2 separate regions of the Homo sapiens genome follow, and region 2 is linked to region 1. Evidence: read pairs that join two places in POLR2A ChIA-PET (ENCODE). Cell type or tissue: K562. All regions are shown on one strand. Links, peaks and the distances in the headings refer to the core of each region. The heading gives the core; the rest is flanking DNA.

Region 1 (2,813 bases), core at 152-2,651:
TCTGTGTTATCTTATGTAAAATGCAGATTCCCCACATCTTTCTTTTGCCCCCTTTTTTAATGTGAAAACTGTGTGCTTCTCAATATCCCACCCTTTCCTCTTTAAATTTGGAGCCCTAAAAATCATCTTCAGAGAAAAGCATAGACTTGTCTCCCGGGTGGGTCGTTAACTTTGGCAAATAAGTCTCCAAAATGATTGAGACTTGTCTTGTCATTTTCTTCAATTGACATCATCATTCAGTCATAATACTCCCCATTTCTCTCCCTGGTTATAATCAGAGCAGGCTCTGAAGAGATTATACTTGTCACCTTTTTATAATTTTGACATTTTGAAAAATTATCAAGACTAGGGTGAATTAATTAGTTCCAGATCTTTCAGTAGACCAGTTATTTTTACAGGGATTCAATATTTTTAGTAACTACTCCATCTTCCTTTCTTGTTTAAGGTCATTTTTGATCAACCATCTAAACATTTTTATCCAATTCTGTTTTCCTGAGGTTTCTTCCATCTCTTTTTATTTATTTATGTATGTATTTATTTATTTATTTTGAGATGGAATTTCACTCTTGTTGCCCAGGCTGGAATGCAATGGTGCAATCTCGGCTCATCGCAACCTCTGCCTCCTAGGTTCAAGCAATTCTCCTGCCTCAGCCTCCTGAGTAGCTAGGATTACAGGCACGCGCCACAATGCTCGGCTAATTTTTTTGTATTTTTAGTAGAGATGGGGTTTTACCATGTTGGTCAGGCTGGTCTCCAACTCCTGACCTCAGGTGATCTGCCCACCTCACCCTCCCAAAGTGCTGGGATTACAGGCATGAGCCACCGCGCCAGGCTATCTCATCTCTTTTATTTTTAGTTACTTTTCTTCTGAATGATTCTTACTTTTCCCTCCCCCTCCAGTATTAAGTCTTATTCAAGACAGCTCAATAAGGAGGTCCATAACATCAAGCCTCATATCATGTTGCCTCCCCTTTTACCATGACATCAATTAGCTGGGTCTGCAGGATGGAGTTAGGAAAAGGTATGGTAGTGTACTTAACTACAGGCTAGAATCTACAGCTGGTATAGTTTAGATGTGTGTCCCTTCCAAATCTCATGTTGAAATGTGACCTCCAGTGTTGGAGGTGGGCCTAATGGGAGGTGTTTGGGTGTTTTGCAGGACATTTAGTTATCCCCTCCGACCCACAGACTCCAGGTCCTACTTATATTCTTCCTCCTGTTTGTGAGTGAATCACATAACTTGTGCAATCTCAATCCAAGGACTGGAAGCCAACCTATTCACAAAAAATCTTCCTCACCAGCCTCTACCATATTTCATTCTGCCCAATAACTCCTTAGCCATTATTATTTAAAATGGACTCAGAGATCATAGCAAATATCCCATTTTCATCACCAAATGAAAAAATTTCAAAAATGTAATTGAAAATACTCACAAAACTCCACAGAGAATACTCGCGTGAGGTTTTGTTAAGGCAAAGGATATGGTGCAGCAAGAGAAAGAATGCGTGCCCATATGCTATGTCAGACACAAATCCAGGCAGTTTTCCAGACTCCCATTCATACACTGATATGATTCACTTCCAGATCAAGCCACCAATATCTGAGAGAGAAATGCTGGCTTCAGGAGAGCTCAAGTCAGAGGATCCCAGCAGGGATTTTATACCCTTCTGGGGTAACACAGTTGAGCCAGAGTGCCTACCTAATCATGTATGCCAACCAGAAACCATCAGCAGTCAAACTTGCCCTCCATATTGTCATGGGATCTTCCAGATGTTAAACAATAATAATAAAGCTCACTGCATTTAAATGTCAAAATGAGATACCTAAAGTCCCTACAGACAAAACTAGAGCTTTTCCAGTCCAATTTTAAACTAATTCCATCTCACACAAAACAAGTGCACACTATATCAAAATTTGGGGGATACTGCTAAAGCAGTACTTACAGGGAAATTTATAGCCTATATTATTATACAAGAAGAGAGTTCACAAATAAATGACAGTTCATTTTAAGAAATTAGGAAAACCAGCCAGGCATGCTGGCTCATGCCTGTAATCCCAGTGCTTTGGGATCACTTGAAGCCAGGAGTTCAAGACCAGCTTGAGCAATACAGTGAGACTCCATCTCCAAAAACAAAAACAAACAAAAAAGTTAGCCAGGTGTGATGGCACATGCCTGTAATCGCAGCTACTTAGGAGGCTGAGGATTACTTGAGCCCAAGAGTTCAAGGTTACAGTAAGCTATCATAGTGCCACTGCATTCTATCCTGGGTTGACAGAGAGAGACCCTGTCTCAAAACAAAAAAGAAAACTGGGAAAACACAGACAAATCCTATAGGCAACCCTATATAGACTCTATCCTCTCTTGCCTCTTGCTTCAGGAGCAGCCCTGCCTCAGTGACAGCAAAAAGTGGCAACCAAGAAAGCTATTTCCACATGATTCACCAGGAACACTGGCTAAGTTGCAAAGCCATGTCCCTGAAATGCTAGATCTTCCTTCTTTCAATCTTGGTTTTCCTACCCACTTACACACCCAGCAATGGTCTTTTTTTTTTTCTTTTTTTTTTTTTTTTGAGACAGAGTCTCGTTCTGTCACCCAGGCTGGAGTGCAGTGGTGCGATCTCGGCTCACTGCAAGCTCCGCCTCCTGGGTTCATGCCATTCTCCTGCCTCAGCCTCCCAAGTAGCTGGGACTACAGATGCCCACCACCACGCCTGGCTAATTTTTTGTATTTTTAGTAGAGACGGGGCTTCACCGTGTTAGCCGGGATGGTTTCAATATCCTGACCTCGTGATCCGCCCGCCTCAGCCTCCTAA
Region 2 (2,813 bases), core at 170-2,669, 430 kb after region 1:
GAAGTGTTAAACTATTCCTGCAACTTCTATGCAAATGCGGAACTTTTCAAAATGAAAAGTTGGGTGAAGAGAGAGGTAAACAAGCAGTAGAATGGAGGAAAGTCACTTGCTGTGGGAAAAAAGAAAAAACAGACAAAAACTGGGTATTCAAAACGTACTTCAACAAGCCCAAGTTCCTATAGCCAAATTTTTTAACTTGGCAAAAAATAAAGGACCTTTTCAGGCTGATGGTAATTTTAATAAAGGTTTAGGTTGCATTTGTCAAAATTCATCAATGGTACAGGGAATATCTGTGCATTTCACTGAAAGTCAATTTTGGCTCAAAAAATTTAAAAAAGCACTACTGAACTCTAATTCATGGTAAGCATAGTGAGGTGTTTGAGGGAGAAGTGTTGTGATATCTGCAACTTACTTTGAAATGTTTCCAAAAATAGGTGGATTAATGAATGGCTGAAAGGATGGACAGAAGGAAAGATAAGGGATACAGTAAGTTCAGCAGACGTTAACCGGGTCGTTCACTGCACAAGTCTTTCAGCTTCTCTATCTAAACCAACATTTTATGTCATAAAATATTGAGACTGGAAGACTGCACAAAGGAAATATGCCACTAAACCAAGGGAAAAGACAGCAAAATGGTCACTAAACACGTGCAAAAATGCGGCCCTCACTGAGAATTGCAGTAAAACATGATTTTGCAAATATCAAATGGAAAAACACACAGGTGATCTAACACCTTCGAGACTCAAGGGGAAGCGGCTCAGCCCACTGGCTCACGGCCGCCAATTCAGCCGGAGGCCGACCCAAGCCTACACTGCCCCTCACACCTGACAGAAAAGCTGCAGACTCGGGGGTTACCCCCGGAGACGGACCAGGACACCCAGCAGGCGTGGCAAAACAGTCTCTATGGGAGGGCGGGCTAGAGATGCGAGCGCGGAACTCACGGGTGACGCTAAGGAAAGAGCGGGGGCGTCCAGACCAGCCCCGGAGCGACCTCGTCCTCAGAGGAGTGACCCCAATCGCCACGGAGCGTCCCCACCCACCAGGAGAACTACGCCCCTGGCCAGACCCTCGCCCTAGCGGGCCCGACATGCCCACCACCCAGGTGAAACCCACCCGCGGACGCGCCCCTCGCCGCCCCACAAGGACCCGGCGGACCTCCACCCGCCAAGACTTCCCTCCGCAGGAAACGGAGGCAGCGCAGGGCTCAGGGATGCGTCGGCACTTACGGTTGGCGGCCGGCGGCAGCCATGTTCCGGGCGATTGCGCTTGCGCGGCTGCCGGGACAAGGATGTGCGCGTGCGCGGAGTCCCCGAGCTTCCCCCGCCCAACGCTGGGGCGGCCGCGGGTACCGGGTTATTCATTACCCTGGCGTGGACTTGCCTCGGGGCGGACGCGCAGGCATTTACTTTCTCCTATGGTCTCCTCTGATTTTTAACCCGATGCTATCATTCTTTTGTTATAGAGCCTTCCTTTTATTTACTGCATAATTTCCTAAAATATTTCTTTATCTATAATCTTTTTTTGAGATAATAATGTTAAAATTCAGAATAAGTACACTCATTATTCATTGGCAATATAATTATTTACTGGGTGCGTGGCTCACGCCTGTAATCCCAGCATTTTGGGAGGCCTAATTTGTTAAAATGACTAGATCTAAGAAATGTAAACAAAGCCAGTAACTTTCCTCTGTAGTAACAATAGCCGGTTGAAAATGAAAACTACACATTTTCATTCTTTCAGTGGTTCTCTTAAACTTTAGCATGGGGAAGCCTAAATATTTACTGACAGGGAAGAGAGAAACTGTGGTATGTGCAACGGAGCAATAGGGGGTGGTTAAAACAAACGGACTGGGCTCACCTAAGGTCAGGAGTTTGAGACCAGCCTGGCCAACATGGTGAAACCCCGTCTCCACTAAAAATACAAAAATTAGCTAGGCGTGGTGGCAGGCGCCTGTAATCCCAGCTCCTCGGGAGGCTGAGGCAAGAGAATCACTTGAACCTGGGAGGCGGAGGTTGCAGTGAGCTGAGATCGTACCATCACACTCCAGCCTGGGGGACAAGAGGGAGACTTCGTCTCAAAAAAAAAAAAAAAAAAAAGGACTAACTTATATACAAGATAGACAGTTCTCCAAAAACAGTTCGAAAAGTAAACTGTGCACTTATCCACATGATACAACTTACCTGGAAATAAAAGACACAAAATCTATATGTTATACAGAGATTGATACATAAGTAGTAAAGTAACAATAACATGGACCAGATAGATTGTCCAACCTCAAGAAAGTGGCAACTGAGGGGAAAGAGTTGGGGAGGAGACAAAGGAGACCTCAGTTACACCTGTGATGCTTGATAGGAAAAAACAAATCAAAACCTGAAAATCTGACTACATGTTAACACAGGTAAAATCTCGATGATACATGGGTGTCATCTTTATTATTTATAGATTATTCTATTACTCTCCGAACCTCTCCGCAGGTTGAAATACTTCACAATTTTGAAATGAAAATTAGAAAAAAAATTCTAAGCCATAATAGTGATTAAATTGTCACTCACAATAGTGATGGTTGGAGCAACTTGGAAATCAATTAGCAAAAGCAATAAAGGATCTTCATGAAGAAAATACAAAAACCTCATTAACAGACCTGAAGTTAAGTTCAGAACACACTGACATATTATTCCTGAATGGAAAGTATTTTTTTAATTTCTCCATGAAGGCCGTATCAGACCAGGCACAGTGGCTCATGCCTGTAATTCCAACTCTTTGGGAAGCCGGGCTGGGGGGATCACCTGAGGTCAGGAGTTCAAGATGAGCCT

What was found. Peaks named below come from ENCODE experiments on the same cell type or tissue, not always from the same donor. Only the 100,000 strongest peaks of a DNase experiment are listed, where the experiment ranks them.
Region 2: POLR2A ChIA-PET joins it to region 1 with 5 read pairs; 3 of 35 experiments call an interaction of 5 or more read pairs at or near these places.

Annotation. Positions count from the first base shown.
Region 1 is chr19:57,715,583-57,718,395 of GRCh38, forward strand. LOC124904783 (a long non-coding RNA gene) reads left to right here. Exons shown (of 2, transcript XR_007067359.1): 2 at 1,585-1,815. Among named protein-coding and RNA genes, the nearest start is that of ZNF154, 7.8 kb to the left of the region's middle. In K562, for the core only: no CTCF peak of the experiment used is centred there; no DNase peak of the experiment used is centred there.
Region 2 is chr19:58,149,526-58,152,338 of GRCh38, forward strand. It overlaps ZNF329 (zinc finger protein 329), which reads right to left and starts at 1,264. Exons shown (of 4, transcript NM_024620.4): 1 at 1,227-1,264. RefSeq lists an enhancer at 1,341-1,400. In K562, for the core only: no CTCF peak of the experiment used is centred there; DNase peaks (open chromatin) are centred at 956 and 1,306; H3K4me3 peaks cover 1,069 bases.